Linked DNA regions of Homo sapiens: regions 1 and 3 are each linked to region 2. A link is a contact called in ENCODE Hi-C or POLR2A ChIA-PET data. All regions are on one chromosome and are shown on one strand. Each heading gives the region's core, a stretch centred on a gene start or an enhancer-like site at or near the end of the contact. The rest is flanking DNA. Distances are from core to core; before and after follow the strand shown.

The links. A loop is a pair of places that touch in the nucleus more often than their neighbours do. ChIA-PET counts read pairs that join two places held with the same protein, here RNA polymerase II (POLR2A). Pooled maps may share reads with other maps.
Region 1: a pooled map shows a loop between it and region 2 (4-fold over the local background). The contact joins the promoter of CASP8 here to the enhancer-like site in region 2. A Hi-C loop is called at or near these places in 1 of 37 single-sample maps with no recorded cell type and 10 of 50 pooled maps. POLR2A ChIA-PET finds 5 or more read pairs at or near these places in 4 of 52 experiments (activated CD4-positive, alpha-beta memory T cell, activated CD8-positive, alpha-beta T cell, activated CD8-positive, alpha-beta memory T cell and 1 more).
Region 3: a pooled map shows a loop between it and region 2 (3-fold over the local background). The contact joins the promoter of CASP10 here to the enhancer-like site in region 2. A Hi-C loop is called at or near these places in 7 of 50 pooled maps. POLR2A ChIA-PET finds 5 or more read pairs at or near these places in 2 of 52 experiments (activated T-cell and common myeloid progenitor, CD34-positive).

The regions. Positions count from the first base shown.
Region 1 is chr2:201,258,777-201,262,581 of GRCh38, forward strand. CASP8 (caspase 8) reads left to right here and starts at 1,760. Exons shown (of 9, transcript NM_001372051.1): 1 at 1,760-1,837. RefSeq lists an enhancer at 1-64.
Region 2 is chr2:201,412,470-201,416,024 of GRCh38, forward strand. All of the region lies in intron 2 of TRAK2 (trafficking kinesin protein 2), which reads right to left. It also overlaps the pseudogene SCYL2P1. Among named protein-coding and RNA genes, the nearest start is that of TRAK2, 37 kb to the right of the region's middle. Within about 2 kb of position 1,667, at least 5 of the 41 ENCODE cell types and tissues checked have a DNase peak (open chromatin) inside an H3K27ac peak, as active enhancers do.
Region 3 is chr2:201,181,487-201,185,054 of GRCh38, forward strand. It overlaps CASP10 (caspase 10), which reads left to right and starts at 1,655. Exons shown (of 10, transcript NM_032977.4): 1 at 1,655-1,822.

The DNA.
Region 1 (3,805 bases), core at 510-3,009, 150 kb before region 2:
CACGATGCCCTGAGGTGCACAGCCCCTTCCCCCTCTTCCGTGTCTGAAGGGTTTCCTTTTATCTCTCCACCCCCACCCTTGCCCTCCTGCCCTCTCTCTTGTTCCCCAAAGACAGTTCTCTAATGTTTTGATGTGGATTCGTGAATTTATCTGTATCTTTGCAAAATGTATTTTTCTTTTGTATGTGTACACTGTTTTTTAACTATGCGATCTCAGGCAAGTAATTCCTCTGTGCCTCTGTTATCTCATCATTAAATGATTAATAATGCCTCCAGAGGTGACTGTGAGGCTTGAAGGAGATAATACGCATACATCACTTACTACACGAGTTAGCAATTATTATTGCATATTAATACTATTGGTATTTTATTTTGCTCATTCTGTTTCTATTTCTTTTTTATTTATTTATTTTTTGAGACAAAGTCTTGCTCTGTCACCCAGGCTGCAGTGCAGTGGTGCAATCACGGCTCACTGCAGCCTCAACATCCTGGGATCAAGCAATTTTCCCATCTCAGCCTTCAGATTAGCTGGGACCACAGGCGCGTGCTACCACACCTGGCTAATTAAAAAATTTTTCTTCATAGAGATGGTGTCTCATTTTGTTGCCCAGGCTGGTCTCAAACTCCTATGCTCAAGGGATCCTCCCACCTTGGCCTCTCAAAGTGCTAGGATTACATGCATGAGCCACGGTGGCCATCCAGGCATTGATATTATGAGGCCATCTTGACCTAGCCCTCTCTGGTGAAGAGTCCTTTTCAGATACTTCGTTCAGTCTTCTCAGCTATGAGTCCCTACCCTCTGAAAGCTTATATTCTATTTGGGGAAAGACAAAAGGCAGTTTCAAAGAAGAGAGGTGTTTGATTTTCTTTTCCTACTTTTAATATCAGAAAACATTTCATCTAACTCTCAGTATGAAGGCAATATTTTGTTTACTGGTATATCCCTAGAGCCCAACATGGTGAGGGCCCCAGGATTTGCTTCTTTGATAAGATGGTAAACCCAGCTTTCAGCTAACTTCATGGTTTCCTCAGCTACACTCATATACAAGGATCACCTTTGGTAAGATGGACTTACCATCTTACCAAAGAGTTTTTGCATTTTAGAGTTTTTTCTTTTTAGATTTTTTTCATTTTAGAATTTTTTTATTTCAGAGTTTTTTCTTTTTAGAGGTTTTTCATTTTAGAGTTTTTTCTTTTTAGAGTTTTTTTTTTTTTTTAATTTTAGAGTATTTTAGGCTGCTGAGGGTGGAATCTGGTGACCTTGGGGCCACAGAGATGCTCCTTGGCTAAACCAGGGGCTTTAGCTCTGAAAGTTCACAGCCACCCTGAGAACCAAGATGAGAGGGCTCTGCAGTGTCCAATCTCAAGACCTCTCTGAGGTGCTCCATCAAGATTCATTGAATGAAAAAATTAAAGTCTTAATGATGAACCCAGAAAAATCTTTAAATCCTAAATATGAAATGAAAGTGTTCTTAGTTACAATCCAGTCCAACGTCCTTGTTTTGGAATGTGGAAATGAGGCCCCAAAGGTAAAATGGCCCATCCAAAGTCACAGCCAGGGGCCAGTGCTCAGGTGGCCAGGTGCCCTGCGTGCGGTCTCCTGGACCACCAGGCCTTTTTCCTGCAGCTTTAGAAGCTTTAGAAGGCACTCTGCTCACTCAGGGGCAAGTGGTAAGCGCTCTTTCCCCTCTAGTGTTTGTGACTCAGGAGTTTCGAAACAGGAAGTAGAGCTGGCTGGCTGTGCCCTTCCGTCCTTCATTAGACGTTTGCTCTTGTCTTAGATGCTCAGATGGTAGTGGATAGGCCTGTGACGAAGGTGCTACCATCGTGAGAGTAAGGTAAGGATTTGCCTCTTTGTTAAGGTCAGAGGGGCCTTTTGGGAGGAAGGCCTTTGATTCTGGAGTTTTCTAGGCTGCTGAGAGTGAGATCGGGTGGCCCTGGGGCCATGGAGGTGATCCTCGTATGTGAGTGTGGATGGGGAAACCATGAAGTTAGTGTAAGAGGTAGCAGTCCCTCTGAGAGCCTTGCCGAGGGCCGTGCAGTTTCCAGATCTGAAGGCCATTCTAGCTTAGACTGATGAAGTCCTAGGAGCTTCTGAAATGCTGCAAGTTTAACTACTTGTATAAAGGCCTCATCCTGATCCCAGTCAAACTTGTGAAATAATAGAAGCCAAAATTTAAATCTCTACTGACTTTGCTGCTACAGCTATCCTCCCACCAACACACATACCCACCAACATACACACTTGCCAACATAAACGCACACACACATACACACAAACACACCCATGTGGTCCTACTAATTCAATTATTTATTTTTTAAAGAAATTAAAAAAGACTGGGCGTGGTGGCTCTCGCCTGTCATCCCAGCACTTTGGGAGGTCGAGGCGGTGGTTCACCTGAGGTCGGGAGTTTGAGACCAGCTTGACCAACATGAAGAAACCCCGTCTCTACTAAAAATACAAAATTAGCCGGGCATGATGGCGCATGCCTGTAATCCCAGCTACTCGGGAGGCTGAGGCAGGAGAATCGCTTGAACCTGGGAGGTGGAAGTTGTGGTGAGCCGAGATCGTGCCACTGCACTCCAGCCTGGGCAACAAGAGCGAAACTCCGTCTCAAAAAAAAAAAAAAAAAAAAATTAAAAAGATACAGAACAGTTCAAAAAACAATATAATGGGAAGACTAGATAGACACAATCAGAGACCTGCACTTGTGGGGTTAAGAATTTACAGGTGAAGTTGCAAGTTTCATTCTGTTTGAAAATGATGGGATTATATGTTTTGCTGAGGTTTGGACACCTTTGCTGGGTTGTTTGAATGCCGTGGCTGCAGCGCCCTGTTATGGACATCATGTGCGTGCAGAATGGATGTCTGTCAGGTTCCGGGGCAGCCCGCAGTCTGAGGCAGCCAGCCTGGATTGGAGGGAGTGGCAATACTACCTGCCGGTTAGGGGTTTGGGCCTGAGAGCGAGTGGCTTTCAGGTTCTCTCAAGCTTCGGATGAGATGCAGGTTTCTGCTTCCGATGGCAAATGCATGTTTTGCTTTTTAGTTATCACTGCAAGAGCTAGGATGCTGCTAGAATATTACTGGAATGATTGTGATGAGATGGAATGTATTTACAGTTTAATTGTGACATGTAATACAGTGGTAGAATGGGACTCTGGAATGAGATGCTGGGGCCTAGATTCTAGCACTTCCTTTGTGAGGCTCTAACCCCCTCTCCTATAGTGGATTTGTTAAGAACTTCTGTTTTTGTGGCTTTGTTATTATAAAATTTTTTGAAATGTTGTTCTCTAAAAAAGTTATGATTTTATGTTTTTCTTCATGAGATTCTTTCACTGCCTTCCAGCTGCAAGTAGAATGACGTCTAAATCTTTGTGATCTGTCACTGAAGCCCTTGAGTGAGACACTTAAATCTGGCTGTGGCTCTCTCTCTTACTAGCTTATTTCCAAGCCGTGATTTTTCACAACAGAAAAATGGGGACAGTAATAGTAGTTTCTTCAGAGGCTTTTAGTGAAATGAGGTTAAAAAATATTTTTATGTTTATATGGATATATAGATTACAAACATTTATATATCATTTATTTATATGATTATTATAAACACATATTTATATTTAAATACTTTGGGGCATAAATATATAAAATAATAAATATACTTATGTAATACAAATAGACTTATATACATTTACTATTTAGCAGAGATTATATAAAATATATGTATTACATGGCAACATATTCAAATTTACATATGTTATATATACATGTGGAAAAAAAATTGGGAAAAGGCCACAAAATGTGACCAAAG
Region 2 (3,555 bases), core at 417-2,916:
CTGCCTACTGAAACTCTTATAAATGTCTTGCTTATTGCCTTCAAATATATGTTTCCTTTTATTAAATACAGCATACATAACAGTTCCTAAAGAATATATATCACTGACTGTTTCACAGCTCACATAAAGTATGTATTCAGGAGGCAAATATTCAGGATTTGGAAGACACAATGAAGGTAAATTTGGGTCCCATTCTTTACAAGGAAATTTAGGCTCTTGTTCAGAAGGATTGGTTGATGATACACAACAATCAAAACCCATTATTTTCCAGGCTCCACTTTTATTCAAAATTGTATTTTCAGGAGTAATATTTCCATGTACCATTTTCACACTGCTATGCAAGAATGACAATCCTTTAGAAACCTGAAGCAAACCACATTTGGTTTCTACATCATAAAGTTTATAATCCTTAATGTCTGGAGATATAGGGAAAGGGAGATTTTCCCAGTTACCAAGAACACTGGCTAAACTGGCAAAAAACTGGTTCTGTACACAACACCAAGCAATCCCTGGATTCTTCTAAAGAATGCTGGACAGTAAGAAGTCGAGGGTGTTGAAGTCGAGTTAAGTGTTGGACTCCTCATTTTAGAGAATCAATTATTTGATCCTTTTCAAATTTTTGATATTTGTCAATCATTTTTTATCAAAGACAAAAACAGCCACTGCTTTGTTGACTTTTTTGTGCCATTAAAAATCTTCCAAGCTAGCCCACTGCCACCACTGGCAATGTGCTGACCAACATCAAATTCTCTAGTGACAGGATTTCTCATTACAGCACTAGTGACATCAGCTGTTACTTCTGTAACAGTACTCTTCAATTTATTAAACATGGACTCCATGGCTGCAATATTGGGTAGTTATAGTTACCTTTTCCCTCTCCTTCCAGGAGGGGCAGAACTGGGCCTCTTTTTCCCCACCCCCCTAAACACAGGCTGTTCCTGCTCTGCCTTCACACGTGGCAGCTGGAGGAGGGAAAGGGATAGGGAGGGGAGGGATTGGGGACGAAGACTAAGGGAGGGGGGAAAAGACTGAAAGACCTATTGTCAGCTATTTTTATTACTGTATTACTATTGAGTTTTTACACCTAGAGATCAAATCAAGACTGCTAAAATAAGGTTGCTATAGTATCTAAATAATTACAGAGTATTAAAGGTAGAAGACACTTTCGGAAACCATCCAATCCTGCCTCCTAGATAAGGAAACTGAGACTTAAAGATGGGTAACTTGCCGAGGACACTAGAACCACCAGACCTGGGTCTCGACTTCCTATCCAGCACTGTACCCATTCTTGTTGCTATCTGCCATTTACAGGACAAAGGCTGACAACTTGTCCTAGAAAGCAAGTTCCTACACATCATGTCTCCAACATACAGTATTAGTCCTACATATCTCCTAATTCCTCCAGGTGTCTAATCTACTTATTGTCCTATTTTTCACTCTTAATATTAGAAAGATCATGGGTTTTGGCATCAGACGTAGCTTCTGAATCTGACTCCTCTACTAATTGTTAGACACACGATTCATCCTTTCAGAGCCTTAATTTCTCTCATTTGTAAAATAAAGATCATTTATCACACACAACAGTAGTAAGAAGTAACTAAAATAAGCAATTAAGGCACCCAGGGTATCTGGCAGATCACAGGTACTCACTGAATACTATTTACATCACTACTCTCTCACTTGCACACCTATAACACCCCCACCCCCATCTCTGAACAAACTGAGCTTTTGTGTTTTTATGTATCTGCCACTATCTTCCTGTTCCCAGTACTGCCCATCATTTAACACCTCCCAAACTTAGCTGTTTACAAAAAAGGAGAGTTATTTCTGTTAACATGCTTAAAATACTAGGGCTTAAAATAGCGAAAGTACAGGATGTCATATCAACCCTCTCACTTTTAAAGAGATGTGGTATTTCCTTTGTGGGTAGTATAATGAAACATGCTCTAGCTCTGGCAAAGAACAACAAAGTACTGGTTAAGAAAACAAATCCTTAAGAGAGTAAATTCCTACGACTTGACCTTGACTTCACAATGACATTTTAATAAGTTTAATAAAAGGAGGCTGGCAATATCAGACATCCCTATTCACCCAGAAGGAGAAGCAGTGGCTTGATCACCACAATGAGATAGAGATGAGGCAGATTTAAAACCTTAAATATGGTTCTAAATAAGCTCTCAATCCTTACAGATCTCTTAAATAGGAGACCTGAACATATATCCAAATTCTATTATTACAAGTTCCATGTGATTATCCAAATTTTTCCTGCCACACATATATTACATAGAGATTGTCATTTTAATACTCAGGAAGAGAAGTTGACTATAAATACATGCAGAGCTAAAAACAGACTATTAGGTATTCAACGGTATAGTGGAGATGAAGAACAAAAGTGACATTCATTACAAGAGATACTAGTCCCTAGCATCTCTTCTAGACTAGAATAATTCCCTACTTCCAAAATGTAATATTAAAAATAAGTGTACAATCCAGGCTTAGTAGATTAAGCTAAATATTCTTTAGACTAGCTCTTCCACCTTGCTTCCATATTCTGATAATGTTCCATTTATTACTCTTGCCCAGGCTTGACAACTCCTTCTCTACCATTTTATCCTCCAAATGTCTCCTTCATGTCCATTTTTTCCCAGTCATGCCTACCGGTAAGATAATTAAATCAGTGCTAGAATCAAGCACACTAGAGCTTGGTCTAGAGTATGATCTGTAGACCTACAGATGAAAAACAAGCCTCAAAGGGTTAACCTTATCAGCAAATAACTTAAAGTCTTGCCAAAATAAATTTTAACACTTTTCCAAGGAAGACAACAAAACCTAAACACCTAACAATGTAACATTCATAATATTCACCAGTCCATACAAAATTACTAGATATGCAAAAATAAACAAAATGTAATCCATAACCAGGAGGGAAATGAGTCAACAGAAACAGACCCGTCATGACAGAAATAACAGAATTAATAAGCAGCAATTTTTTATATCCTCTATTTTTAATATGCTCAAAGATTTAAGGGGAAAATATGAACGTAATGGAAAGAGAAACAGAAGATATGCCTGCATTTTAAAAACCCAAATAGAACTAGAGTACAGTATCTAAAATGAAAGACTCACTAGATAAGATAAACAGATTAGATATTCTCCAGAAGAAAAGAACAGTAAACTTGAAGGCATAGCAATAGAAATTATCTAAAATGAAGCACAGAGAAAAAAAGATTGGGGGGAGAAAACTGAACAGAACATCAGTGGCTGTGTCATATCAAGCAGTCTGAAGTCCCAGAAGAAAGAAGAGGCAGAAACAGAAAAAATATTTGAAAAAATGGTGGCCGAAGTCTTCCAAGTTTAATTAATACAGTAAGTCTATAGTTCAAAGAATCTCAACTCCATGCAGTATAAATACAAAGAAAACCACATCAAAGCAAAATTGCTAAAAACCAGTGATAAAGAAGAAAATCCTAAAAGCAGAGAGATAGGAAAAAAAGAACATTAAAGTTTCATTCACTTGAAATGAAATTATTCATTTCAAGATAGATGACAATGGAA
Region 3 (3,568 bases), core at 405-2,904, 230 kb before region 2:
TCTGCCCACCTCAGCCTCCCAAAGTGCTGGGATTACAGGTGTGAGCCACTGTGCCTGGCCAGGACTTGTCTTTTTCTTTTCTTTTTTTTTTTGAGAAGGAGTCTTGCTCTGTAGCCCAGGCTGGAGTGTGATGGCGTGATATCCGCTCACCGCAACCTCCACCTCCTGCCTTCAAGCGATTATCCTGCCTCAACCTCCCGAGCAGCTAGGATTACAGGTGTGTGCCACCACGCCCAGCTAATTTTTTGTATTTGTAGTAGAGACAGCGTTTCACCATCTTGGCCAAGCTGGTCTCGTGATCCGCCTGCCTCAGCCTCCCAAAGTGCTGGGATTACAGGCGGGAGCCACTGCACCTGGCCCCAGGACTTGTCTTTCTTAAGCACAGAAGTTCTCTGAATGATGCCTAGGACATGGAAAGGACATTTTAATACATTTGCTAATCAAAGCATCATAAATCTTGCTTTTTTTCCCCATAGATAAAACATCTTTCTAAGACTCTGTACCTCTTTCCAGAGTGCTGCACATTTGAGTTAGCTTAATTATAGTGTAGTGACTTTGATCCAAACTTGCTGGTTTAAATCTTGGCTCTTCCAGCCGCTCACTGTGTGACCTTGGGCAAATTAATTAACCTTTCTGTGCCTTAGTTTTCACATGTTAAAGCAGCAGTCATAGTAATAGTATTTATCTTACAGTGTTGTTGGGATGGTGAAATGAGTAAATATTTGTAAATGCCCTGGCACATGGTAGTTGCAATATTAGTGTGCAGTATTGTTTTTATGATTAGAAATAATGTCTTCAAAGTCTCACTTTCCTGCTGGTTTGAATGTGCTGTGAGAACACATACTGTCAGTTTTGCCTACCACAAATTTGTTGAGTCTCTTGCAGGTACCTCCAAATGGGCTTGTAATTCACCATCCCCACTTTTCTTTTTTTTTTCCTTTCTTTTTCTTTTTATTTCTTAATTTCTCCCACAAAGACTGAAAGTGAATCCCCACTTTTCTTTTATCTTTTAAAAATTTTATTTGTGGGCCGGGCACGGTGGCTCCATGCCTGTAATCCCAGCACTTTGGGAGGCCAAGGAGGGTGGATCACAAGCTCAGGAGTTCGAGACCAGCCTGGCCAACATGGTGAAACCTCGTCTCTACTAAAAATACAAAAAATTAGCCGGGCGTGGTGGCGCATGCTTGTAATCCCAGCTACTCGGGAGGTTGAGGCAGGAGAATCACTTGAACACAGGAGGCAGAGGTTGCGGTAAGTGGAGATCGCTCCATTGTTTATTTGCATGTGGACATAAGAAAGGGTTAACATGGCCGACAACTATTTCATGAGCTTTTTGGCTTTATTTGAAAAGTGAAGTGTGTTTGGGGAAGGAGTTGGTTAGGAAAACAGATGCTTCCCTTTTTGACTTACCAAGGAAATGGAGATCCAAAGGAAAGCCTGAAGCACTTTGTGGCTTCCACGGGTTCGTTTCTAGGAAGCTTTTGCTTTACCTGGGGAAACCCCAAGCTCTACAGTGAGAAAGTTGTAAATTAGCCTTTAGGAGACGCTGTTTGTCAAAGTTATCTTAACCCTGGAAAAGGGGAGGGAAAAAGGCAGATAAGCAGTGATGACATCAGCAGGAAACTAGTATCAGGCTACCCAGTCCTGAAGATTCAGTTTTCACTTAAACAACCAGCAAGTCTTGAAGTCTCTTCCCAAGCAAATGGGAGCTTCTTTGGACCTTGGAGCACACAGAGGATTCTACTTTCTTTAAAACTTTGTTTTCAGGCAATTTCCCTGAGAACCGTTTACTTCCAGAAGATTGGTGGAGCTTGATCTGAAGGTATGTAATTAACAACCCTTCTTACTCCAGAGTCTCATGCTTGAATCTTTTCCTTTGCTTCATGGCTTCGTGTTGTAGAAACTTGCAAAAACTTGTCAGCAATGGCACTATTTTTTCTTAGATTTCTTTGTCATGCCTGGGAAAACAAAAGTTAAAAAATCCGGAAGCCTCCAACATAGCCTTTTACCGGGGCAGAAATATGTTAGCTCACAGAGACAAAGTTTGGTAGACTCACTAAAACTAGAGATCAGAATTGTCAAGAAACCACAAGGCAAATGCTAGATGCGGTAGAATAGAAAGGTGTCTCCAATAAACCACTCATTTGACCTCAGGGCTAGTAGCAGGGAAGATCCCCTGGATTATCACATTAAAAATGACATTTTTTTGTTTCTTTTAACACCAAAAGTAATGTGTATGCTCACATATGCATAAAATTTGAGAAATTCAATTGGAAGCCCAGAAGGAAATTTGTATTATCTATAGTTATGTCACCTCGATATAACCACTGTTTGTTATGGAGGTTTTGATTTTTGCTGTGTCTTCCTTCCTTTATTTATTTATTTATTTATTTATTTATTTATCTATTTATTTATTTGAGACGGAGTCTCCCTCTTTCACCCTCCAGCACTCAAGCTGGAGTGCAGTGGCACAATCTTGGCTTACTGCAACTTCCGCCTCCCAGGTTCAAGCAATCCTCCCATCTCAGCTTCCTATGAAGCTGGGACCACAGGCATACACCACCAAGCCCAGCTAATTTTTGTATTTTTTGTAGAGACGGGGTTTCACCGTGTTGCCCAGGCTTGTCCCGAATTCCTGGCCTCACAGTGATCCACCTGCCTCAGTCTCCTGAAGTGCTTCTCTGATTATAATGAAATTTAGTATGTAGAATACCATAGTTTATAGACTAGTCAGATGGAAACATTGACTCATGTAATTTTTATCTTCCTTCGCTGATTTGAGCAACTCTTGTCTAAAATCACCCTTTCCTTCTGAGGTCTAGGAGGTTTTTTTGTTGTTGTTTTGTTTTGTTTTTGAGGCAGGGTCTTGCTCTGTCACCCAGGGTGGAGTGCAGTGGCACAATCATGGCTCACTGGAACCTCCATCCCCGGGGCTCAAATGATCCTTCTGCTTCAGCCCTCTGAGTAGTTGGGACCACAGGCGTGCACCACCATGCCTGGCTAATTTTTGTATTTTTTGTAGAGATGGGGTTTTACCACGTTGCCCAGTCTGGTCTTGAACTCCTGGCCTCAAGTGATCCACCCGCCTTGGCCTCCCAAAGTGCTGGGATTATAGGCGTAAGCCATGACACCCCACCTGTTCCTTCCTTTATAAAGTATTTTCTTGTTTCTAAAAATAGCCAAGTTCTGCATATTGACTACATACCTCAAGTGCTTATAGAATAAATAGTATTACAATGAAAATTTTATCACTGCATTGCTCCTCTGATTATGATGAAATTTAGTATAGAGAATAGCATAGTTTATAAACTGATCAGATGGAAACATTGACTCATGTAATTTGTTTTTTTTTAGTGAAAACAAGTTTATTAGAGAAGTAAAGAAACAAAAGAATGGCTACTCCATAGACAGAGCAGCCGACTCATGTAATTTTTAACTTCCTACACTGATTTGAGCAACTCTTGTCTAAAACCACCCTTTCCTCCTGAGGTCTAGGATATTTTATTTATTTATTTTTCTTTTTGAAACAGGGTCTCACTCTGTCACCCAGGGTGAAGTGCAGTGGCAT